Linked DNA regions of Homo sapiens: region 2 is linked to region 1. Evidence: chromatin contacts called from ENCODE Hi-C or POLR2A ChIA-PET data. All regions are on one chromosome and are shown on one strand. The core of a region is the stretch at or near the end of the contact, and the rest is flanking DNA. Distances in the headings are between cores, read along the strand shown.

Region 1 (6,432 bases), core at 1,889-4,388:
GGGAGGTAGAGGCGGGTGGATCACCTGAGGTCAGGAGTTCAAGACCAGCCTGGCCAACATGGTGAAACTCCATCTCTAATAAAACTACAAAAATTAGCTGAGTGTGGTGATGCATGCCTGTAATCCCAGCTACTCCAGAGGCTGAAGCAGGAGAATCAATTGAACCTGAGAAGAGGAGATTGCAGTGAGCCGAGGTCATGTCATTGCACTCCAGCCTGAGCAACAAGAGCGAAACTCCGTCTCAAAAAAAAAAAAAAGAAAAAAAGAAAGAGAAAAAAGAGGAAAGTGGGGAAGCACAAAAAGAAAAGATAGGCACAATACCTCAAATGAAAATGAAAGGCAAATAAATAGGCCTCCTTAAATTATAAATTTGGTAAGAGAATAAATGGCAAATGTTGACAAGATTCTGAGTTAATCCTTGGTTGATCTGTCTTTTTCTCTACCTTGATCTCCAGCGTTTGTCTATTACAAAGCAGCACCAAGAAATCATAGGATTTCAAACAGTGGAACTCATTTAAAAAAGAAAAAACAGTAAAAGTCCTAGGGTTTCCATGGGATTCTAATCATTAAACCCCAAAACACACATTACACCCCAAAACCTTGCTTGAGTTGTTGCAAGGACAAATAACTAAGCACCCAACCACTGTAGCCTGTGAGGTCTCAGAACATGATTTGAAACCAGCTAATTTTGTTGAACCCTTTCTTTTACCAATACATAAAACAAAGCCCCAAAGATGATTTGTTAAGGTCCCGTAGCTAAAGCTGAGACCTCTGTCTCTCCTGACCTCCAGTCCTGAGCCCATTTCTCTAACAGACTGCGTCCTTTCCACACTGGCCTCCCAAAGTCATCCATTTTTTTGGGGGAGGGGGTAAATTTAATGACTTAGATATTAGGAAAAGATAAATTTTTTTTCAAATCAAGAGTCTAGATTACCTACCACCCAAGTACAACCACTACTGAAAATTTGTTACATCGCCTTATAGTTTTTTCCTTATGCAGGTACATATAAGAACACACGCACACACTTGTAAAATTTTCTACCTGGCTGTTTTCTTCTTAATACTATATGTAAGCAATTTTCCAAGTTCTTCAACTTTCTTTAAAAATGGAAGTTGTAATAGCTGAATGGAGTCAGTTCATTGAGATTATCGTTTTTACATAATTAATTTCCCAGAACTAAATATTTGAGTTGTTTCCAATATTTTATGATAATCTAAAAGCTTTAGTGAGTATTACTGTATACAAATCTTTGTGTATTTATGTGATTATTTCTCTATGGTAAATTCCTAAGAATAGAAAAACTAAGTGAAAAGGTATGAGTAATTTTAAGCCTCTATAAGTGATTGTCCAGCTGCCTTCTAGACAGGATGTATTACAAGCATTCTAATGAGAGCTTATTTAAACTCAGTCTCACCGTATTTGTTCCATCTGTTCTGATCTGCTTGGCAAAAATTAGTGTCTTTTAAATCACTGATTTTTTTATTAATAAATTTTAAAAAGCATTTAAGAGTCAAGCATACACTTATTACAACCCAGCAATACTATTCTCAGGTATTTACCCAAGAAAAAGGAAAAACTATGTCTACAAAGACTTGTGTAGGCCCAAAGTGGAAACAAACTAAATGTCCATCAACTGATAATGGATAAACAAATTGTGGTTTACCCACAATGTGGAATACAAGTCAATAAAAAGGAACAAAATATTAATGCATGCAACAATAGGAATGGCTCTCAAAAACATTATACAAAATAAAGCCAGCCACAGAAGACTATATACTACTGCATGATTTCATCCATATGAGATTCTAAAAAAACCATAAAAGTATGACAGAAAGTAGGTCACTGGTTGCCTGCGGCCAAGGGGAAGAAAAAAGGATTTATGGGAAAGGGGTATGAGAATACTTTTTAGGGTGATAGAACTATATTTTGATTGTGGCCATGGTTATACAACTGTAAACAACTACCAAAATTCACCAAACTCCCCCTTAAAATGCATGAATTTTATCTGTAGAAATTACACCTCAATACAGCTGGAAAAAATAAAAACAAAACCAAAAATAATTTAGAAATGTTTGAGAAAACTAACTTATCCTAAGCTGGAGAATAAAACAAAACAAAAGCAAAAATCACTTAAGAAATTTTGGAGAAAAACTAACATTTTCATTTTTGCTTATTTCCTTTCCATTTGTATCTGTATTCATACATACTCCAGATAATGATCATTACTCTATACACGATTATATACTGTATAATTGCAAATACATGTACATTTATATTCTACACATTTTTATATCACAATTTTACATTTTTCTATATAGTTTTCATGATTATAATTTAAAATAGTAACACATAATTGTCTAAAGCCCTGAAGTGTTAAAAGGTGAATTACAGGTTTAAAGCAAATGGTGCCTCAATATTTGGATGCCACCAAGTGGACAAACTGTATAATGTCGTTGAGATGAAACACTATTTTGTAAGTTTTATAAAGTAAAAATGCTTAATTTAATGTTTACAATTAATTTTAAATTGTGAATAAATTAAAGTTATAACCAGACCATTTTAGAAATGTAGCTAAGGTTGAGACCTGGATCCAGGTCTCCTAGATCATGAACCTCAACTATTTCTTGAAGTAACTTAATTCTCAAATCAGAATCTAGGGAAATCACTTAAGGAAAAGAACTTCCTGTTGAAATTGAGACCTTTACAAACTAAAACTACAGATGTGAATGACAGACACGGGTCTACCTTTAGCAAACCAAAGAATCATTTCGGGACCTCCAAATGCAAATAGCCTTTGCTGTGTGTCTGTCAAGTGACTTCTAACAAAACAATAAGCCCCCTCGGGAAGCACAATGATGAAAACACAGTGAAGGTTGCCTGAAAGGCCGAGAAAAATAGTAGGAAATTTATTTCTATTTGGGCAAGGACTTGCTGATTCTCTTTAGGGGTCTCCATTATTTTCTCCCCATCGTTCCTCCCCTCTCCAGTTCAAGCTTTTACTTTCACATTGAAACAGTAACTGGCTAGAGCCACAAAAAAGAAAGATTATTTCAGGAAAGTGTTTGGTCTCTGCCAAGGTCAACAAAAGAATGACTCCTTCAAAAGAATGCCTTTGAATGACACTGGGCCATTGCCTGCCACCAAGCGGGAGACCAGCACTCTGTTCTGCCTGTAACGCAATACTCTTCCCAATTATTTTTTTCTGGCTATTTTTACCCTCTCCATCTTGCTCATTTAAAGATGACAACATCCATAGACTGAAAAGAAACTGTGAAACAAACAAAAAAACCTCTGTGAGTGCCACTGAAAGAACTCTGAAAGGAACATCCCGAGTCCATAAAGTAAGAAACCACTGAGAGAAGGACATAACTCAGTTTGCGGAGACAGAAGTTCTCAAGGCCCACAGTTTTACTGCGGTAAATTATAGAGCCTGTGATATGGTTTAGATGTGTGTCCGCTCCAAATCTCATGTTGAAATGTGGTCCCCAGTGTTTGAGGTGGGAGCCTGGTGGGAGGTTACTGGGTCATGGGAGCTGATCCCTCAGGAACGGTTTAGTACCATCCCCTTGGTGATAAGAGAGCTTTCACTTAGTTGATGAGAGATCAGCTTGTTTAGAAGAGTTTGGGGCCAGGCGCGGTGGCTCATGCCTGTAATCCCAGCACTTTGGGAGGTCGAGGCAGGCAGATCACGAGGTCAGGAGTTCGAGATGAGCCTGGCAAACATAGTGAAACCCCGTCTCTACTAAAAATACAATAATTAGCGGGGCATGGTGGGCGGACGCCTGTATTCCCAGCTACTTGGGCTGCTGAGGCAAGAGAATCACTTGAACCCAGGAGGCAGAGGTTGTGGTGAGCCAAGATCGCGCCACTGCACTCCAGCCTGGGCAACAGAGCGGGACTCTGTCTCAGAAAAAAAAAAAAAAAAAAAGAGTTTGGGACCTCCACACTTCTCTCTTGCTCTCTTGCCATATGACGTGCCTATTCCTGCTTCACGTTCAACCACGGGTAAAAGCTCTGAGACCTCACCAGAAGCTGAGCACATGCTGGTACCATGCTTGTACAACCTGCGGAACTGTAAGCCAATTAAATCTTTTTTTCTTTATAAATTACCCAGCCTCAGGATTTTCTTTTTTTTTTTTTTCTCGAGACGGAGTCTCGTTCTGTCGCCCAGGATGGAGTGCAGTGGCGCGATCTCGGCTCACTGCAAGCTCCGCCTCCCGGGTTCACGCCATTCTCCTGCCTCAGCCTCCCGAGTAGCTGGGATTACAGGCGCCCGCCACCACGCCCGGCTAATTTTTTGTATTTTTTAGTAGACACGGGGTTTCACCGTGTTAGCCAGGATGGTCTCGATCTCCTGACCTCGTGATCCGCCCACCTCGGACTCCCAGAGTGCTGGGATTACAGGCGTGAGCCACTGCGCCCGGCCAGGAGTTTCTTATTTAAATGAACATGTATCCTGTTTACAGTCTTTGGCTATTTTTATTATTATCTTCTTACCTGAAACTCTCTGAGCAAATCTGATTGCTTCTTCAACCGGGTCTGAGTTTACAACTTTATCTAGAATGCCCAGCTTGAGTGCTTCATCTGCTAAAATACGTCTTCCTGAAATAAACAACAACAACAATAACAACAAATCAAAGAGCGATGTAAGATTAAAGCAAAAGCATTACTCTCTCTAGTAGGAAAGGCTGTCTGTCTGGATATAAATATCTATTATTGAATAAAATAAGTAAGAACCACACTCACTGAAAGAATAGAAAGATCACCACTGAGGTAACCAGGAAACTTGGATTCAAGCTCCAGCTCTAGTTTCCACTATTTGTGTGACCATGAAGAACTGCACCAGGACCACAATTTCCTCATTGGCAAATGGCAATAATTATGCTTATCTCAGTAATTCTGAGTATTAAGTGAGAATAACAGATTCTCTTTATATTCTATAAATCTCTATAGAAGTACTTTATGAACTACAGATCTCTATAGAAATGTGAGATGTTTAGTTTTTTATAATAATAATAGAAGTAGCAGCAGCAGAGTAATATATAGTATCTACCTTATCCCTAGCACACCCCATTGGCTGTGGATGGTTAAAAAAAAAAAAGGACCGGGCACGGTGGCTCACGCCTGTAATCCCAGCACTTTGGGAGGCCAAGGCGGGTGGATCACCTGAGGTCAGGAGTTCGAGACCAGCCTGGCCAACATGGTGAAACCCTGTCTCTACTACAAATACAAAAATTAACTGGGCATGGTAGTGGGCACCTGTAATCCCAGCTACTCAGGAGGCTGAGGCAGGAGAATCGCTTGAACCCAGGAGGTGGAGATTACAGTGGGCTGAGATCACACCACTGCACTCCAGCCTGGGCAAAAGAGATAGACTCCATCTCCAAAAACAAAGAAAAAGAGAGAGAGAGAAAATTTAAAAAAAAGATAGTCCCCAGACATAAATATAGTTAACTCAATGAGAAAAAAATTAAGTTGACATTCTATAAGGTATAATTAAAATTACCTAGGACAAATGGGATGGATTTCTGCCAGTTTTTGGCTACCCAGCATCTCAGCTCCTCCCTTAGTTTGTGGAATTGCTATTGTGTGAGCTTTGAAGCCCTGCCTTCTACTACAGAAGCTGAAAAGGACACAGATGATTAGACAATTGACAATTTGACTGTGGCAGCTGGAGTGTGGCCCATGACCCCAGTTAGTGAACTGAGTGCTCTGTTGAGGGTTTTTAGCTTGGAGTTAGTGACACTAAGCAGCAGCGACAGGTTAAATCTCATTTCACAGGTGCCAATATCTAGTGTCTGGCAGTGGTGGTGCTGGTATACTTAGCATCCAATCATGCCATTGGCATCCTCCAGTACAGAATGTCAGCAATAGGAGATATAGAAGTTTGATGAGGGTTTGCACCGTTCCTAAATTTGCCTTGACAGTTCTTCACCAGTTGTAAATATGCAATTTGATCTGCATATTCTGAGGTAAGAGGTAGGGGACATCAGCATCCCCTACCCCAGGGTCAGAAGGAAGAAGACAGTGACACATCGCTTGCTTTCTTGCCAGTACCATCTTGCCTTCTGAAAAGCAACCATCAAATCCATCTTGGTGGCAACAGTCCCACAGTCTTCACTGCACTTACAGTGTTGGTGGATGCCATCGGAGACAAACCCTCCATTCCTGGTTCTTATTATTGCTTCAGAGAACTACAAATGAGTTTTCTTGATTGGATAGAAAGTTCAGTGATTTTTTTTTGGTAGGTCTCTCTTTGAAAAGCAGTATTTGGGCAGTTTTCTGGAAGTATCTCTGAAAACAGGCTTTCAGATCTCCTTCTGGAGTAAGGAGTAGGGTAAGAGGTACATAAATGGTTTCTGTACATAAGTATCCTGTGTATAAAATCACTTTGGTAAGGAGAGAGTGAATCAGCCTACCCAGGTTAAGGG
Region 2 (6,659 bases), core at 1,183-3,682, 41 kb before region 1:
TTAAGGAAAAGAGTACAAGATTACAAATCACAAAATTGCCAGGGCCTTCCTGAAGTCTTGGAAAGAGCCCCTGCCAAGAGCTGTAAGCTTTGCTAGCTTCGGAGTAAATCTGCTTCTGAGAATAATGGCTGCCATTTATTGTGTCAATATGTATCCGAGACTTTTTATATATAGCTGTGCTTACAACAAACAAGCAAGGATGTATTATCCTCCTTTTACAAACAAGGAAACTCAGGCAGGGAAAAAATTCGTTGTTTATTTCAGGTCGCATATGTGAGACTAGAATTCAAACTCATTTCTGACTGGCTTGTGAACTCAAAATCTTTCCACCACACTAACAAATTCCAGCATCTACAAAGGTTATGCACGCCGGGGACCCAGAAGAAGCAAGCAAATCCATATATATACTGAGTATTCTACGTAGACTGAAAAATTAATGTGACTTGCATATGTGTGGGCCACTTTTTACATTATGTAGGTGCCGCTGTAATTAATCAAGTCATTTGAAAGCACGTGTTACTCAATAGCTTCAATTATAGTGTCTTTTCTCAATCAACAGATACAAAAGGTACAACCCCCCCTTTTTTTTTTTTGAGACGGAATCTCGCTCTTGTTGCCCCGGGTGGAGTGCAATGGCACGATCTTGGCTCACTGTAACCTCCACTACCCGGGTTCAAGTGATTCTCCTGCCTCAGCCTCCTGAGTAGCTGGGATTACAGGTGCACACCACCATCTGGAGCTAATTCTTGTATTTTTAGTAGAGACGGGGTTTCACCATGTTGGCCAGGCTGCTCTAAAACTCATGACCTCAGGTGATCTGCCTGCCTCGGCCTCCCAAAGTGCTGGGATTTCAGGCGTGAGCCACCACACCCGGCCTAAAGGTACAACTCTTATATGAGCATCTGCAAAACTTGGTTGTGTTAAAAAGGAAGCATGGTGCTGGAAAGTATCGGAAGCTCACTGTATTAATGGTGAAGTGGTACAGCTCATGTTCCCTGAGCCTGTCGTGGTCAGGCTCTTTCCACAGGGCTCCAAATTCTCAAACAGTGGTCTCTAAAATGGGGGATTACAAGACAATCTATTGGAGTCAAGGAAGAAAATATCAGAAATTATATTTATATTTATTTTTAACATTGCCTTTTAAAATGTCCGTATATGTTTGTGTTTCATGAGGTATATACTAATGTTATTACAGTAGCATATGTGTGTGATTTATAAATAAGTACAAATTGCATAGCATAATAATTAGTAGCATAGACTCTAGAGCCAGATTGCCCACGTTAAAATCTTGGGTTTATCACCCAGAGACGGGTTGATAGGTGCAGCAAACCACCATGGCACATGTATACCTATGTAACAAACCTGCATGTTCAGCACATGTATCCCACAACTTACAGTAAAAAAAAAACCAAAAAACAAAAAAACAGCTGGGCACAGTGGTGCATGCCTGTAATCCCAGCACTTTGGGAGGCCGAGGCAGGCAGATCACGAGGTCAAGAGATCGAGACCACCCTGGCCAACACGGTGAAACCCCCATCTCTAAAAATACAAAAATTAGCTGGGCATGGTGGCGCACACCTATAGTCCCAGCTGCTCAGGAGGCTGAGGCAGGAGAATCACTTTAACCCAGGAGGCGGAGGTTGCAGTGAGCCGAGATTGCGCCACTGCACTCCAGCCTGGCAACAGAGCAAGACTCCGTCTCAAAACAAAAACAAAATCAAAAACAAAACAAAAAACAAATAAACAAACAAAAAACTTGGGTTTATCTCTGTGTGTCCTTGGAAAAGTAATCTTTCTGTGCTTCAGTTTCCTCATCTGTAAAACGGTGATAATAATACTGGAATGCCTACTGCATAGGGGTATTGTGAGAATTAAATGAGTTAATACAAGCAGAATATTTAGAATGCTGCTCTGCAATATTAGGGGTGGTGTATGTTTTTTCAATGATAAATACAGTGATCCACAGATGATGAACTTGATGGGTGGACAGAGAGAGTGTGCTGTCCTGTTCTGATTTTAGGAAAACAAAAGAAAAAAGGACAATTATTATTATGCATATACACATATTTTAAGGTATATTAAAGATGCATTTTGTGTCTGTCTCTTTCTCTCGTCTGTCTCTCTTTAACCCAAAAACGGTGTGGTTTTACACATTTGGCAATTATGGCTCCAAATATTCTACTAACTAGAGGCACAAAAACAAACAGCTCTGGGGCATCAGAGCAAGACCACTCCCCAAATTGCCCCTTTCGCTTAAGCCAGCCTCTAGCCTTGGAATCTGGCTAGCACTGCCAGGTTGCCTAAGTCCACAAGCAGTAAAAGAGGGCCCTAGTATGCTGGGGTTATTTATCTTGGTGTTGTCCTCTGGCCCAGCCCTGCCCAGGAACAGGAGACAGACGGCCACACAGAGCCTTGCCTCTGATAACTGGGGGGTGGAGAGGTTGAGAAACAACGCTTCACTCAGCAACTTCCTGCTCCCTCCGAGGAAGAAGAAAGGGGTGTCTGTGCTAGAGCCACTCCCTTGCCAGCAGCCCAGCAGAACAGCTGCTGATCCTCTGCATCCCCACGTCCCGGCGGAGGCCCTGGGAAGTGGGAACATCAGCTGGAGAGAAAAGGAGAAAGCAGTACATTGAGTGTTGCTTAGGCCGCCTGCTTCGCTTTCTTCTCTCGCTCTCCCCAGAGACAATCTCGTGGCCTGTGTTTCCCCGCAGGCAGGCCCCAGCGCCCTCAAGCCCAGATGTCTGCTGTCCACGCTCTTCTGACTTCCGGAAAGCTAACATCTCAGATTCCCTCTCCCTGAAGGACCTTTGGGAAGTCCCAACCCCCACCCCAGGCTCTTCACTCCCCCCGGGTCTGCTTCTCATTCTCTCAGATAGATTTATAACTTATGTAAATAAATGTACATGATTAGCCAAGTGATTATGTAAATGGCGCCTTCCTTTTCTCGTCCCAATTCTGGTGACAATAATGATTAAAAGATGGAAAATAGAGTCAACATGTAAAAGGTAAAGAAGCTGGAATTTAATCTGAAAAAGCAAGTGTAATGCCTATTTCACGGCAAGGTTCCATTTGCACAAAGGATAAAATAAAAGAGGTCACTGACTCTCAAATTTCCATGAAAGCTCTAAAACGGTAGCAAATCAGGTAAAATCTGACTACCTATATTCACTGATTTTCTCATTAAAATTAGTGGCTCTTAGGAAATGGCCAGGTAGACTAATTGCTATACTGTATGAATGGCTCGTACTATGATTACAGTGATATACAGTATATAGCATACACTCAAAAAAATCCCTGAATTTACTAATAGACAAAATATCTGTGTAGAAAGAGCCACAAATCCAACTGTTAAATTATTATTTTTAAAATTCTTGCCCATATTTTAAAGAATTAATAAAGCTAGCTTTTCAGGAACCATGTAAGAATAAGCAATTGGATTTTAAAAATTGAAATGGTATTATTATGCTCACTCTTGTAGGCTGAACAAGAGCTACAAAAAATTGTGTACATCTTACATAATATTTTAACTCTGGGAAGCCAAGTACATAATGATCATGAAAATCTACTAATTTCAAATGCTGCTGCAGCTGAAATTCTATCTCCAATTTCCACCGACTCACATTGCCTATTATTTATGAAACTGACCCGCATCCCACCCATGCACAAGTTCCAGGAGCCTACAGAACATTTTGTCTAAAGTAATAAAAACAATATTAGAGAACCGCTATTGAACATAGAAATTATATTCTATTACTTAGTTAATAGTTGACCCCGAACTCAGAATTTTTAAGAAAACTTCTCAACAGCACCATCTGGTGGGCAGTGCAGCAAAAACACAAAACAAAACACAGCAAGACGAAACCCACACTCCATACTTTGAGTTCTTGGAAGTGATTATCAATTGCGCTTCATTAAGTTTGTTTTATTTTCCAACGTAGAGTCTACATTATGAGATGTTTCCGAGGGCCAGTTGGGTAACTGACAATTTAGTGGTATGGCCAAGACGTTTTCTGTAACAGTTCATATTTCAAATACTCATACATTCTAATAACAAATATTCTTGAGTTTTATATTCTTTGTTATGTAATATTATTGTCTCGAAAAAGTGGATTTGTAAATTGTACAATGAAATGTAATTTGATTTTTAATTCCTTTAAATTTTTTTTTTTGAGGCAGAATCCAGGCTGGAGTGCAGAGGCATGATCTTGGCTCATGGCAACCTCCACCTCCTGGGTTCAAGCAATTCTCCTGCCTCAGCCTCCTGAGTAGCTGGGACTATGAGATTTTTTTTTAATGTAAGTCACAAATCATCAAACTTTTTTTGGATCATTTGTTCTATAATTAGGGGTGGGTAGACAAGGCGAAAGTTAGGTTACCAATGGAAATTTGGCTTTTACATTTCTTACGTTAAGCTGTGCCAGGTAGTTTTGAGGCAGATGATGGATGAGCAATCTTTCTACGGCCTTCCTTCAGTGTTCTAACATAGCCTGGGCTAATCTCCAGCATGCAGAACACAAGGTGGGATCTTTTAGAATGGCTAGTCTAAGACAAGGTATAAACTAAGATTTTTATTTCTTCAACAAATATATTGAGCATCTCCGATGTCCAGGCACTGGTCTAGGTTCCAGACACAACAACAAACAAAACACCAAAAATGACTGCTTGTAAGGAGTTGATATTTTAGAGGGGGAAGCATAGAAAGTATTGTCAGACAGTAACTGTGCTATGAAGAAAATGCAAGATCAAGGAGACAGGGAATATTGGGGAAGGGAATGGTTGCTGTTGATACGGAATCATCAGAGAAAGCCCTTCTAACAAGGTGACTTCAAAGCAGAAGGAAAGAAGTGAGGCAGAAATCTGTGCAATAGCTGAGGGAAGTGAGTTTCAGGTAGACAGAATAGGAGGTGCAAAGGCCCTGGGGTGGGAGTTTGCTTGGCATGTTCAGAAAATACCAAGGAAGCCACGTTGGCTTGGACAGAGAATGAGCAAAACATTCAGAAGGTGAGGTCAGGGAGCTAATGGGGTTAGATCATGTAGGGTCTTGTAGCATTGTAAAGGCTGGTTTTTACTCTAAATAAGATAGAAAACCACGGACTATTTTGAATACAAGAGCTATTCTGGCTGTTGTGTTGATATGGTTGTAGTAAAACAAGGGCTGAAGCAGGGAGTCCAGTTAAGACACCATTGCCTCAGAGGAGAGGCAATAATAGGTTGGACCCAGTGATAGCAGAGAAGGCAGTGATAAATAGTTGTATTCTGAATATATTTGCTGGTAGAGCCACCGAGATTTACTGATGGATTAGATGCGGAGAGTGAGATAAAGAGAAGAGCTGAGGATGACACTAAGGTGTATGTCCTGAGCAAATGGCAGAATGGAGCTATCACTTACGGAGAATGGGGCAGATTTACAGAAGTCTGTTTTGGGGGAGGACTGGAAGGGGGATGGAGAATATCAGGAGCTCAATTTGAACATGTTAAGTCTTAGATATCCACTAGACATCCTAACATAAATGTCAAATAGACAAACAAGGGAGAGGTCTAGGCTGAAGGTACGAATTTAGGAGTTCTCTGTGTACAGATGATATTGAAAACCACGAAACTAAATGAGATCACTGAGACAGCAGGTATGGAGCATGAAAAAAAGAGATTCAAGGCCTGGGCCCTGGGCTCTCCACTATTTAGAGGTGGGGGAGATAGACAACCAGTAATGGAAACTGAGCAGGAGACCAACGAGGTGGAAGAAATAAAGAGGCTGGTGAAGTCCTGGAATCAGGCAAAGCAAGCTTTGTAAGGAAGAGGGAATGATCGATGAGCTAAGTGAGATGAAAACCAGGAATTGATCACTGGATTCAGCAATAAAAGTGTCACTGGTTGGCCATGCGCGGTGGCTCACTCCTGTAATCCCAGCACTTTGGGAGGCCGAGGCAGGTGGATCACGAGATTAGGAGTTCAAGATCAGCCTGGCCAAGATGGTGAAACCCCATCTCTACTAAAAATTAGCTGGGCATGGTGGTGAGTGCCTGTAATCCCAGCACTTTGGGAGGCCGAGGCGGGTGGATCACGTGGTTAGGAGTTCAAGATCAACCCGGCCAAGATGGTGAAACCCAGTCTTTACTAAAAATTAGCCAGGCATGGTGGTGAGCGCCTGTAATCCCAGCTACTTGGGAGGCTGAGGCAGAGAACTGCTTGAACCCGGGAGGCAGAGGTTGCAGTGAGCCAAGATTGTGCCACTGCACTCCAGCCTGGGTGACAGAGCAAGACTCTGTCTAAAAAATAATAAAAAAAAAAGTGTCACTGGTGGACTTGACAAAGGCAGTATTGGTAGAGTGGTGGTGATCAAAACCTGACTGGAGTAGGTTTAAGGAAGAATGAGAGGAAAAGATAGGAAACAATGAGAAAAATCAGTAGAGAAGTTTTGCTGTGAAGAAGAAGCAAGCTGGTAGCTGGAAGGGGAAATGGGATCAAATTTTTTTAATAGAAAAAGGATTTTTAAACAAGATTTTATTTAAGATGGAAGAAAGTACAACTTTATGTACTGATTAGAAAGAAGCTGTAGAGAGAGGGAAGTTGATGAAGCAGAAGAAAGGGGAGAGAATTGCTGGGACCAGGTATTTGAGTAGGTGAAGGGAGATGGTATCTAGAATATAGCAGAGGAGCTG

What was found. A loop is a pair of places that touch in the nucleus more often than their neighbours do. ChIA-PET counts read pairs that join two places held with the same protein, here RNA polymerase II (POLR2A). Pooled maps may share reads with other maps.
Region 2: a map of MCF 10A shows a loop between it and region 1 (13-fold over the local background). The contact joins two enhancer-like sites. A Hi-C loop is called at or near these places in 2 of 168 maps with a recorded cell type or tissue (MCF 10A and endothelial cell of umbilical vein), 3 of 37 single-sample maps with no recorded cell type and 6 of 50 pooled maps. POLR2A ChIA-PET finds 5 or more read pairs at or near these places in 2 of 52 experiments (HEK293T and RWPE1).

The regions. Positions count from the first base shown.
Region 1 is chr3:185,213,638-185,220,069 of GRCh38, forward strand. It overlaps EHHADH (enoyl-CoA hydratase and 3-hydroxyacyl CoA dehydrogenase), which reads right to left. Exons shown (of 7, transcript NM_001966.4): 5 at 4,499-4,603. Among named protein-coding and RNA genes, the nearest start is that of MIR5588, 36 kb to the right of the region's middle. Within about 2 kb of position 3,139, at least 4 of the 41 ENCODE cell types and tissues checked have a DNase peak (open chromatin) inside an H3K27ac peak, as active enhancers do.
Region 2 is chr3:185,173,144-185,179,802 of GRCh38, forward strand. EHHADH-AS1 (EHHADH antisense RNA 1) reads left to right here. Exons shown (of 7, transcript NR_038990.1): 2 at 4,177-4,295. Among named protein-coding and RNA genes, the nearest start is that of EHHADH-AS1, 14 kb to the left of the region's middle. RefSeq lists enhancers at 2,067-2,591, 2,338-2,632, 2,592-3,116. Within about 2 kb of position 2,433, at least 16 of the 41 ENCODE cell types and tissues checked have a DNase peak (open chromatin) inside an H3K27ac peak, as active enhancers do.